Linked DNA regions of Homo sapiens: region 1 is linked to region 2. A link is a contact called in ENCODE Hi-C or POLR2A ChIA-PET data. All regions are on one chromosome and are shown on one strand. Each heading gives the region's core, a stretch centred on a gene start or an enhancer-like site at or near the end of the contact. The rest is flanking DNA. Distances are from core to core; before and after follow the strand shown.

Region 1 (6,011 bases), core at 332-2,831, 310 kb after region 2:
CTGCAATTCAAGACTCCATTCCATCTTTCCCATCTGTTTTTAAGGTCTTTGACCTTAATTTCCTACATTCCTTAGACTCTCTTCAAAATTTCCATTCCTTCCCAAAGTTGGGCAGTTTAGAGTTGGGAATCACCAAAGGAATTAGTCTGAGAAAGTATGTATGTGTGTCTGTGTGCCTGTGCGGCCCTAAGGGTGGGGGTGCGAAGTGAGAAGGGGTGACACATTAGGGGGGAGTATCTGAGGGAAAAGATGGCTTCAACAACTCCCGCCCACCCAACAAAATTCACGATTCCCTACCTCTCCAGAAATCGAAAGCGTCCAATAACTTTTCGATATCTTTTAAGTCCCATGGCTTCTCTTCAACATTTTCATCCAATTAGCCCACAATCAACTTAGATTCCACCTGCCTCTCACACTAAGTAGTTCTCTCTACTTCTTAGGCCTCCATTTACTTTCTTAGTTTCTCTACTCCCTTCCGTTTCTCTTGTTTCCTACCGCAACTTCTTTTTTTTTTTTTTTGAGACAGGGTCTCACTCTCTCGCCCAGACTGGAGAGCAGTGGCCCAATCTCGGCTCACCGCAAGCTCTGCCTCCCAGGCTCAAGGGATTATCCTGCCTCAGCCTCCCAAGTAGCTGGGATTACAGATGCACGCCACTACTGTCCGGATAATTTTTGTATTTTTAGTAGGGACGAGATTTCTCTATGTTGGCCAGGCTCGTCTCGAACTTCTGACCTCAAATGATCCGCCCGCCAAGGCCTCCCAAAGTGCTGAGATTACAGGCGTGAGCCACCGCGCCGGGCCACCCTACCCCCACCTTCAATCTCCATCCGTCCTCCTCAAAGACAACCAAAGTTTTCGACAACTTCTTAATCAAACTTATCCTTTCCTCAAACTCCTGCCCGCTCATAAATCCCTATTTGAAAGCCCAGCTCGCGCCCACTTACCGGTAACACGTAGGACATTCCCAGCTACAGGTACCCTCTTAGGTCTCGCTCTTCCTCCCATCGCATATTCCTCACCAGCTCCCTACCCACGCCCTGCCGGGCTTACCTGAGGACAAGGTACAGGAAGGGACCGCGGGATCAAAGGATGAAAAACCGACCGAAGACGACGGCCCGGAGGAGGCCGACGCCATCTTAGCAGCCCCCTCCCCCTCAGCGGCCTGGCTCTCTTTCAATCCGGTTCTTCCTCTTCTCGGAATCGAATCTTCCCAACGTCTCTTTACAGAACCCGCGTTCTGTGGGCCACCTCCCCGCCCCCTCCGGGGCCTCCCTCAGACACGTCGAGCCGGCTCCTGGACCAGCTCAAGGCCACACCATTCGCCTGGCATGGGGAAGAACTCACGTCCCGCACCCCCTCCACAAGTTTAACCGCTTTCCACAGGGGATACTTTCCCCTTTCACAGAAGAGTAAGCTTAAGCTGGCTGCTGGGACCTTGCGCCCAGACCAAGCCACATCTGAAAAAAAAACGAGGCATGAAAAGTCCCAAAGGAGCGAACGCCCCTTCTCCGTCCTTCCTAACCACGGCCTGTTAATCGCCCAACCCGGCCGCTTCACTCCGGGTAGCCAAGCAAAAAATCCGAGCACTGCGCATGCGCCCGACCTTCTCGGGGCATCAGCCCACTCATTGGGGAGAAAAAAGGAGCAAAACCAATCGGGAGGCTGCTAATGGTCACGTGAGGTGGGTCCTCACGCCCTGACGAGTCCACGGGTGGAAGATGTGCGCGCGCGGGTTGGCCGACAGTCCCTACGGTGGCTCGGCAGGTCCTCTTAGGTTCAGTTCTTTGCTAGGACTGGGTCGAGTGATCTGAACTCGGGACAAGAGTCGGTCCGCCAAGTCCTCTGAAATTCCTAACCCAGGAAAGAACTCTCTGCGGGAGTACTGGTGTCAAGTCAGAGACGTTAAGGTGTCGAATATCACAAAACATTTAATACCACCAAGAACTCTTCTTAGTCTTTTTCCTGTTTTACTACTCTTGTTTACTATTTGATTAAACGTGCGTGCATGTCTTACCTTCCTCGGAATGGCATTCGAAATAGATCTGTGTTTTGTTTGCCTCAAGCACAAAGTTAGGCACTGCACAGTGACGGAGTTCAGTAAATATTTGATGCATGAATCAGTGAAGACCTGTCAAAAAAGGGCACGGGAGGCTATCAGGGACTTATCACAACCTTCCCGCGACCCAACCCCTTTAGCCTCCAACTGTCAATTATCTGTGCTCCAAAGGGCATGGAGATACACAGAAAAATTTCTCCCATTGTAGTCTTCGTAGTAACTGCTCGTTTTTAACAAAGTACCCCGTAGGCTATGAACCCTGGTGGGAAGACCAGTCTCTCTGAGCAGACTGTAAAACTTCTGGGGAGCAAGGACTGTGTTTGGTTCACTCTTGTATCTCCAGCTCCTCCAGTGACTTCGTACATAGTAGGGGCTCCATAATTATCTGTGGAATGAATAAATAAAGAGGAATGGTAAAACATTCGGGGTAAGAGTCGGTCAGATAGATCCTCTCAAACTCATGGCCCATGAAATAACTCCATTAAAACAGGTTTTGTGGCCGGGCGCGGTGGCTCACGCCTGTAATCCCAGCACTCTGGGAGGCCGAGGCGGGTGGATCACGAGGCCAGGAGATCGAGACCATCCTGGCTAACACGGTGAAACCCCGTCTCTACTAAAAATACAAAAAATTAGCCGGGCGTGGTGGCGGGCGCCTGTAGTCCCAGGCTACTCGGGAGCCTGGGGCAGGAGAATGGCATGAACCTGGGAGGCGGAGCTTGCAGTGAGCGGAGATCGCGCCACTGCACTCTAGCCTGGACGACAGAGCGAAACTGTCTCAAAACAAAACAAAACAAACAAACAAAAAAAACAGGTTTTGTAACCCCCAGAATGACCTGGTTATCCTCTTTCCAGATGTCTTGTGGGTCCTCATAAAGTAACCTAGGACCCGAACATCCATAGAATATCCCCATGCAGGCCGGGCGCCGTGGCTCACGCCTGAAATTCCAGCACTTTGGGAGGCCGAGGTAGGTGGATCATCTGAGCTCAGGAGTACGAGACAAGCCTGGCCAACATAGTGAAACCGCGTCTCTACTAAAAATACAAAAAATTAGCTGGGCGTGGTGGCGGGTGCCTGTAATCCCTGCTACTCGGGAGGCTGAGGCAGGAGAATCGCTTGAACCCAGGAGGCAGAGGTTGCAGTGAGCCAAGATCGCGCCATTGCACTCCAGCCTGGGCAACGAGAGCGAAACTCAGTCTCAAAAAAAAAAAAAAAAAGGCCGGGCGCAGTGGCTCACGCCTGTAAGCCCAGCACTTTGGGAGGCCGAGGCGGGCGGATCACCTGAGGTCGGGAGTTCAAGACCAGCCTGACCAACATGGAGAAACGCCGTCTCTACTAAAAATACAAAATTACCCAGGCGTAGTGGAGCATTCCTGTAATCCCAGCTACTCGCTACGCCGGAGGCTGAGGCAGGAGAATTGATTGAACCTGGGAGGCAGACGTTTCGGTGAGCCGAGATGGCGCCTTTGCACTCCAGCCTGGGCAACAAGAGCGAAACTCCAACTCAAAAAAAAAAAAAAAAAAAAATCCCCATGCATTTACTGCAGCCTTCTACTCCTCCCTTATGAAGATCTAAGATAATTGTTTCCCTGCTGCCACCTGCTGGATTATTCGTCTTCCTTTGGGCACCGAAAGTAGACAAAATCTTGTTTGTAATTCCACAGCAGTGGAATTTTGTTGTGTTGAAGTATTTTATAATTCCCTGTACCTATACCCTCCACTCAACTAAACAGGACAGGAACTAGTGAGGGGCACACTGAGCACAGGATTTGGCTCATAGGTATTCAATAAATAAATATTTGTTGAATAAATTATCCTTGTTTTCCGAAAAGGCATAGGATTGCTACCATTTCCTGAGTTACTTTAGAAATCGGATAGTGTAGCCGGACGCGGTGGCTCACGCCTGTAATCCCAGCACTTTGGGAGGCCGAGGCGGGCGGATCACGAGGTCAGGAGATCGAGACCATCCTGGCTAACACAGTGAAACCCCGTCTTTACTAAAAATACAAAAAATTAGCCGGGTGAGTTGGCCGGCGCCTGTAGTAGCCCCAGCTACTCGGGAGGCTGAGGCAGGAGAATGGCATGAACCTGGGAGGCGGAGCTTGCACTGAGCCGAGATCGTGCCACTGCACTGCAGCCTGGGCGACAGAGCGAGACTCCGTCTCAAAAAAAAAAAAAAAAAAAAAAAAAAAATCGGCTGGTGTTGATGTAAAGCTGTTTCTGATTTTAAAATTGGAAACAGACTAATAAATCCCAGAATGACCAACGCAGTCAAACAGAGGAATCTTCTCCCTGTGAGCTAATCTGTGAATTCCATTTTATTTTATTTTTGAGACAGAGTCTGGCTCTGTCACCCAGGCTGGAGTGCAGTGGCGCTTGGCTTACTGCAACCTCCACCTCCCGGGTTCAAGCGATTCTCCTGCCTCAGCCTCCCGAGTAGCTGGGACTACAGGCATGCACCACCACGCCCAGCTAATTTTTTATATTTTTAATTTTTATTTTCATCAAGTACTATTTTTATTTTTAATTTCACCAACTCCCACTCAGTCCCTGGGGCGCCCCCACTCCCACTCAGTACCTGGGGTGTCCTCTGAGTCATGGAACCACTCCTCCCCGGTAACATTCCTGGCATAGTAGAACTGTGGTGACGTGGCAGGGTGTGGAAACAGGGGCAGAGCAGGACATGTTGGCTTAGTGCCCCAAGGAAACAGAAAAGGGAGTTCACCAATACATACTTTGGGAAAGGGGGTACAATCTGATGACCTCAAAGTAGGGCCACAGGTACAGACTTCAGTACATGTGAGTACACACCCACACCTTTATTAAAGTGTCATTCATATCTTAGAACAGTTTCTTTATTTTATTTATTTATTTATTTTATTATTGTTTTTTTTTTGAGACAGAGTCTCCCTCTGTCGCCCAGGCTAGAGTGCAGTGGCGCGATCTTGGCTCGCTGCAACTTCCGCCTCCCGGGTTCAAGCGATTCTCCTGCATCAGCCTCCCAAGTAGCTGGGATTACAGGCACAAACCACCACGTCCGGCTAATTTTTTGTATCTTTAGTAGAGACAGGGTTTCACTGTGTTAGCCAGGATGGTCTCGATCTCTTGACCTCGTGATCTGCCTGCCTCGGCCTCCCTAAGTGCTGGGATTACAGGTATGAGCTACTGCGCCCGGCCAGAAAAGTTTCTAAGATTAGAATGAAGTGATGGGGACTGGCAAGAGCAAGGAAAGGATTCTACAATAAGAGGATGGGCTATTTATTCAATTAATCATTCATTAATTAATTCACTCAATTAACATTATTTAGCCCAAGCTACGTCCCAGGCACTATTAGAGTTCCTGGAATACACAGATGACCATTAAGCCCATCATCAGGCAGGATGGCTCACTCCTGTAATCCCAACACTTTGGGAGCTGAGGCAGGCAGATTGCTTGAGCCCAGGGGTTCAAGACTAGCCTGGGCAACATGGCAAAAATCCTATCTCTACAAAAAATACAAAAATTCGCTGAGCGTGGTGGTGCGCACCTGTAGTCACAGCTACTAAGGAAACTGAGATGGGTGGATCACTTGAGCCCAGGAGGTCAAGGCTGCAGTAAGCTAAAATTGCACCACTACTCTCCAGCCTGGGCGACAGAGCAAAACCATGTCTCCAAAACAATTTTTTTTAATTAAAAAAAGGAAAAGATTAAGCCCCTGCCCTCAAAAAGATCACAGACTAATGAGGGGAACAGACATGTGAATCATTAGAATACAATGTAATAGGTGCCATCATAAAGTTTGTGTAAGTGCTATGGTTTGATAACCATATTTTCAGAATAAAAAATGAGAACAGTCTTTACAACAGACAATATTTGAGATTGGAACTATTCCAGAGACTACAGAAGACATCATCTCCATAGTTATATGAATTGTGCCTGGAAAGAGAGGAATGGGTGTTCAGGAAGACTCCACTCT
Region 2 (6,401 bases), core at 1,036-3,535:
CTGGACTTCTGGCAGGAAGTGGGGGTGGGGTGGTTTCGGGTGTGTGGAGGAAGGACTGATTCACATAGGGCCAGGCAATATGCTTGATGCTAAATAATTGGCAGATTTAGAAAACGGGAGAACTTGAGGTATAGAGATTAGAATCCCCTCAGAGGAAACAAGGAAAGCAAATGGTCGAAATAGAAAAGGACAGCTCAGTGACCTTGATGATTTGGCACCCTTTTTCTCATAGTTAGAGATAAGAAGGTTCCCCGTGGATCCAAAAAGAATCCCCCAAGTGGACTCCTGCCCAGGTCCGCTGAAAGAGCAGAAACCTGAGAGCCAGGCTACAGCTGCTTGGCCAGTAGGGAAAAAAACACAATGAGGAACTGGGCCCCTGCAAACTGGCTGGACTGGTTTGAGAGGCAAGGGGAAGGGGAGGGCCGGGGAAACTACACTGGCAGCTTGTAAAGCAGACCAGAGAAATTCCACACCACGGAGGAGGCAGAGGGGCAAGACCACAGGCAGGGGCTCTCCAGCCTTGATGGCAAAGCCAAAGCTCTGAAGGAGAGGACAGAGGGCAGGGAGGGAACAGGCAGGAGGAGCAGATGAACAGGAACCTGGTGACAGGCCAGTATGTGACAGGGAGACTTTGTCTCCCTCCACCCCTCCCTTTGAGGTTCCCAAAGTTGCATTCCTGATCCCACACTTGCTTTGGCCACCTCCCTGGTCCTCAGTCCGCCCCTCCCTGGCACAAAGAGAAGAGCCCTACACCCCCATCACCTCCCACAAGGGGAATGGCATGCAGGCCAGCCTGGGAAACACAGGAAGGGTTCTAGGAAGCCAGAATCCTCTTAGAGTCGGGCAAATCTCTGGATTAGCAGTCCCCCAGAGCCAGCCCCCAGACTCCCAAACATCCAGGATGAAAGAAGAGATGCATAGGCATGTGTAGGCAGCCCATCTACAAACATAGCGGTTGCTAATTATTTCCCAATTACAACAACCTTCCTCAGGCAGGGCTTCAAAGGGGCCAAGCTAAGGTTGACTCTAGTTCCTTTACCTGCCTAAGGCAAAGAAATTTGCCTCCAGTCTTGTCTGGGCCCCAAGGTGCACCTTTCATCTGTCCTGGGGATTTGGAGTTGTAATTTCCCTAGTCTCGTGGTCTCCTGATGAGTCCTGCCTATTTCCTGCCCCAATAGTGCCTGCTGCCATTCTGACAGCCACCGCAGTTCAGGAGTCAGGGATGCCTGGAGGGCGTTCAGGGAGTAATGGGGATTCCTCCAGACATCAAGGAAATTGGTTGGGCTCCCAAACCTCATCCAATGGTCCCCATCTAGAACCACAGAAAAAATATGTGGGTACTTGGAGAAAGGGTTTGACATCCGCCCCCAGAAAGGGGCCTCCTGAGAAATAAGTATTAATATTTATCAATATTTTGCAGGACCAGGCAGGGCTCTTTGCTTCCTCATATCCCTCTCTTGGGGAGTACTCTCTCTCTCTCTCAAGAGGAAGAAGGAACGATTCTCCCTGGCACGAAAGCAAAGGACACAAAGTGAAAGCCTAATGGTTGTACACCTGGTGAAGAGATGAGGGTGCCCTCTCATCTGCCCCTCAGTGTCTCTGATTCGCAACTGCCTTCGGCCGGAGGTGAAGGGCTGGGGAAAAAATCCCACACCTCAGAGTCATCTCAAAGCCACCAGGGTGCTGACAACGGCCAGCTGAGACCGCAGGACGCAGGAAAGACCCTCAGGCGAGCAGCACCTGCAGATGCCCTCCCCTGGCGAGTCTGCACCTCAGGCAGCAGCAGTTCCCGACTCAGCTGGAACTAACTCCTTCCCCGCGCCACCGCTGTCTCCAAGAGAAATTCTGCCCCTAGGGCTGGCGTCTGACCTCCAGAGACATCTGGCGCTGAAACGCTTTCATGCGCTGGGAACAGCCTTCGCCCCAGGTGCCCCTCGCCTGGCACCTTCCTAGCCACCTGCATCTGGCACCTCAGGGTAGGGGTCGGCTCTTAATCAGTACCCCACCCCGCCCCAATCTCCCCTCCTCCCGTCTCCCACTCGGCACCGGTGCCCTGGAGAGGGGCATCTCACACCGCCTCGATGCCTGCCCCTCAAAGGTACCCCTGAAGGCTCGCTTTCCTCTCGGGTGCCCTGGCCCGCACCGGGTCCACTCACCCTAGCCGGGCTCCGCGCTCCCAGGCTTGCGTTCGGGCTCGGGCTCGGGCTCGGGCTCGGGCTCGGGCTCGGGCTCGGGCAAAGCAGCACGCGCAGCTCCGGCCCTCCCCCTCGTCCTCGGAGCTCCCTCCTTTCTCTCCCTCCCACCAACCTGTTACTCCGCTGCGGAGCTCCACCCCCGCGGGCCGTCAGTGCCCGCCCCGCCTTTCCCCGCTCCGGTTGGTCCGCTTCCCGTAGGGGGCGGGGCCTCCGGTGCGGGGACCGGGACCCGGGGTCTCCAGCCGCGAAGGGCGGGCCAGGTCACGTGGACCCACGGGCTGCGGAGCGTCGGGGCGGGGCGGCGAGGGGCGCGGAGGCCATTTTGGGGGCGTCGCGGATGGTCGCGAGTGACCGCCGGCCAAGATCCCGGGAGCCGTCGGCCAGAGCATCTTCTGGGCTCTGCTAGAAAACAGCCTCCTGCCTCCCGTTTACTCCAAGGGAATCGCCGGCCAGGGCCCTTTCTGTCCTTCACCTACCTCTGCAGGAACCAGAATGCTCTTTCGTCACTTTCTGCAGAAAATATCTCCGTTGTCCCCCGACGTCAGAGCCTCCTGCACCTCAGCTCGTCTCCCTTTTCCCTGACCCGAACCAGAACCCTGATCTTGGATTCTCTTTTATCTTGTGGCCTCCGCAATCATTTTGCAGCCTGACATCTTTTTCTATGTAATATTTATCACCTTCTAGTTAATAACATAATTTTAAAAATCATTTTCATCATTTTGCCTCCCGTCCTACGATAAGCTTCACCAGAGCAAGGATCTCTTGTTCTGTGCCTTGCTTCACCCCAAACGCCTACAACAGGGACTGGTACATACTACATGCTTAATAAATATTTGTTGACTGAATGAATGGAAACCGGGGACGCAAATTTACCAAAATAGGAATGACCTTCGTTCTAAACTGAAAGGGACTCAGTTGTAAATTTACCTCAGAGTTAGCCTCTCAAAAAGTAGGGATGCTGATCCCAGTTCCTAGAAAAGAGTAAAAACTAGGGGCTCTGCAAACTGCAGGACCGCTCATACCAGCTGCAGTTAAAACAACATTAAAGCTGGCATCCTAGCTGTTAACCGTTGAGATATGTAAAAAAGAGATTGACTTCGTTTACGTTGCTGGGCTCCGGATTTTGTTCTCATTTAGTTACAACAAATATTTACCCTGTATCTATTGGAGTAGAAGAGGAATCTTCGATGCAGCACAGATTCCGGTGTATTCTCGGGAGCTGGTTTCCGCCCCTCCCCAAGCCTTCAAAAGCTAGGTGTGGGTCCTACAGAGTAAAGTCCACTTACCAGCTCCTCAGCTGGGATGCAAAGTCTCTGCATTCCAGAGCAAGCTGTATATAAGGATTAGGGCCATCAAACCGGCCTGTTCCCTGGGGAGGAACAGCAAAAAACATGTAGTGGGGGTGGGGACAGAAGAGGAAATGTCCTTCCAGGAGCGCACCTCCTGAACACTGGGTGGCTTTTAAAAGACTTTTTTTTAAAAAATTTTTTCTTATTTTTCTTTTATTGTGCAGCCTCCTGAACCAGAATAGGTTCAGAGACACTCCCATGGGATGGTTTTTGGTTTGGGTTTTTTTTGTTGTTTTTTTTTTTTAAGACGGAGTCTTGCTCTATCGCCCAGGCTAAAGTCCAGTGGCGCAATCTCGGCTCACTGCAACCTCCGCCTCCCAGATTCAATTGATTTCCGGCTAATATTTTGTATTTTTTAATAAAGACAGGGTTTCACCAGGCTGGTCTTGAACTCCTGTCCTTAAGTGATCTGCCCACCTTGGCCTCCCAAAGGGCTAGGATTACAGGCGTGAGCCACCACACCCAGCCTGTTTTGGGTTTTTTTGTTTTTGTTTTTGCTTTAGTTTTGTTTTTTTCATTGAGACGGAGTCTCACTCTGTCACCCGGGCTGGAGTGCAGTGGTGCAATCTCTGCTTACTGCAGCCTCAGCCTCCAAAGCTCAAGCGATCCTCCCACCTCAGCCTCCTGAGTGGCTGGAACTTCAGGCGCCCACCACCACACCGGGCTAATTTTGGCATTTTTAGTAGAGATGGGGTTTCCATGTTGTCCAGGCTGGTCTTGAACTCCTGAACTCAAGCGAACCGCCTGCCTCGACCTCTCAAAGTACTGGGACTACAGGAGTGAGCCACCACGCTCGCCCCCACCAAGTGTTTGTAAGGAGATTTTTTTTTTTAATGTGGGATATTAAATTGACTCAGATATTGGAAAGGCGGAAGCGCCTAAACTCCCCTAGATAACACCTTAGCAATTAGGATACTTAGTATATTTGTAGTAAATACCAATTTGGGTGGTTACCCAGCACCATGAACACGAATTACAAGGATAAGTGGGAGCCTCTGAGTCACCGCCTTCGTCATCTGTTCTTCAAGGAAGCACTCAGTCTGAGAGGTACATCCAGGCACAAGTGACAAAGGCGACACCCTGGTCTTTTTCCAGAGTTCAGAAGACAGGTGATCCCTCTCCTTAAGAAATGCTACAGGGCCAGGCGTGATGACTCATGCCTCTAATCCCAGCACTTTGGGAGGCCAAAACAGGAGGATAGCTTGAGCCCTGGAGTTGGATCGCTTGAACCCAGGAATTCAAGACCAGCCTGGGCAACACAGTGAGACCCCATCTTTATAAAAAATAATAATAATAAAATTTTTTCAAAAAAGAAATGGCAAAATTGGCCAGTTTATAAATACAGCAAAAACAGAATTTATAGCAAATATAATACCCAGAAAGAAGAAATAACACTGATAGATGTTAAAGAGAGAAGTTTTATTTTATGAAATGGGATAATAGAGAAAGTTTTAGGTAAATTGCAGGTTTCATCAAAGAAGTGGATTTGCCATCCTCGCTAACATGGTGAAACCCCGTCTCTACTAAAAATACAAAAAATTAGCTGGGTGTGGTGGTGGGCGCCTGTAGTCCCAGCTACTTGGGAGGCTGAGGCAGGAGAATGGCCTGAACCCAGGAGGCGGAGCTTGCAGTGAGCTGAGATCTAGCCACAGCACTCCAGCCTGGGCGACAGAGCGAGACTCCATCTCAAAAAAAAAAAAAAAAAAAAGTGGATTTGGAACCAAATTCCTCTCCTGCAATTCTTTCCTGAATTCTCCAAGATTCACTGATACCACTAGCAACTCTACTGAATTGTTCTCTCAAAGATCACCCGTTTAAGGCCGGGCACGGTGGCTCATGCCTGTAATCCCAGCATTTTGGGAGGCCAAGACAGGCGGATCACGTGAGGTCAGGAGTTCGAGACCAGCCTGGCCAACATGGTGAAACCCTGTCTCTACTAAAAATACAAAAATTAGCCGGGCATGGTGGTACATGCTTGTAATCCCAGCTACTCGGGAGGCTGAGGCAGGAGAATCGCTTGAACCCAGGAGGCTGAGGTTTCAATGAGCCGAGATTGTGCCATTGCACTCCAGCCTGGGCAACAAGAGTGAAACTCTGTCTCGAAATAATAATAATAATAATAATAATGGAAATGAGGTGATGCCACTAGCTGAAATGGAAAGGACAAGAGACAGGAAGGATTTGAGGAGGACCTAGAAGAAGAGTATGATAAATTAACTCTGGAACCTGATATTTTAAAGAAGCATGTGATGCCGGGCGCGGTGGCTCACGCCTGTAATCCCAGCACTTTGGGAGGCTGAGGCGGGCGGATCAACAGAGGTCAGGAGTTCAAGACCAGCCTGACCAACATGGAGAAACCCTGTCTCTACTAAAAATACAAAAATTAGCCGGGCGTGGTGGCACACGCCTATAATCCCAGCTACTCGGGAGGCTGAGGCAGGAGAATCACTTGAACCCGGAAGGCAGGGATTGCGGTGAACAGAGATCACGCCACTGTGCTCCAGCCTGGTCAACCAGAGCAAAACTCCGTCTCAAAAAAAATTTTAAAAAAGCATGTGGTAAATCCACACACACATACAAATGTCTAGCAAACAACTGGAAATGAAGCCTAGAAAAGAAATCAGGGCTAGAGACAGAGCTAAGAATCATCCTCATAGATGAAAGTTTGCTAAGAGGACTACAGAACAAACTGTGAGAAATAAAGGACAGATGAGGAGTAAAAACGGGATCATTGTGGGGTTATTGAGAAAGGTAAGTAAAGAAGTTCATGCAAGAGAGGTATTCAAGTAGGAGAAGAGACTGGAATTTGGCATTTCGAAGTTATGGGTGATCTTCCAGACGTCAGTTTCAGCAGTGT

The links. Hi-C counts contacts between places; a loop is a spot of excess contacts on that map. ChIA-PET counts read pairs that join two places held with the same protein, here RNA polymerase II (POLR2A). Pooled maps may share reads with other maps.
Region 1: a map of PC-9 shows a loop between it and region 2 (8-fold over the local background). The contact joins the promoter of PIP5K1A here to the promoter of CGN in region 2. A Hi-C loop is called at or near these places in 3 of 168 maps with a recorded cell type or tissue (Caco-2, Calu3 and PC-9), 1 of 37 single-sample maps with no recorded cell type and 10 of 50 pooled maps. POLR2A ChIA-PET finds 5 or more read pairs at or near these places in 4 of 52 experiments (Caco-2, H1, activated CD4-positive, alpha-beta T cell and 1 more).

What each region holds. Positions count from the first base shown.
Region 1 is chr1:151,194,122-151,200,132 of GRCh38, reverse strand. It overlaps PIP5K1A (phosphatidylinositol-4-phosphate 5-kinase type 1 alpha), which reads right to left and starts at 1,581. Exons shown (of 16, transcript NM_001135638.2): 1 at 1,052-1,581. The coding sequence starts at 1,136. It overlaps LOC124904419 (a long non-coding RNA gene), which reads left to right and starts at 1,608. Exons shown (of 2, transcript XR_007066620.1): 1 at 1,608-1,682; 2 at 1,793-2,026. RefSeq lists enhancers at 1,104-1,183, 1,284-1,483.
Region 2 is chr1:151,507,271-151,513,671 of GRCh38, reverse strand. CGN (cingulin) reads right to left here and starts at 2,285. Exons shown (of 21, transcript NM_020770.3): 1 at 2,157-2,285. RefSeq lists enhancers at 1-325, 326-902, 1,765-1,904, 2,056-2,631, 2,632-3,208 and a silencer at 2,235-2,634.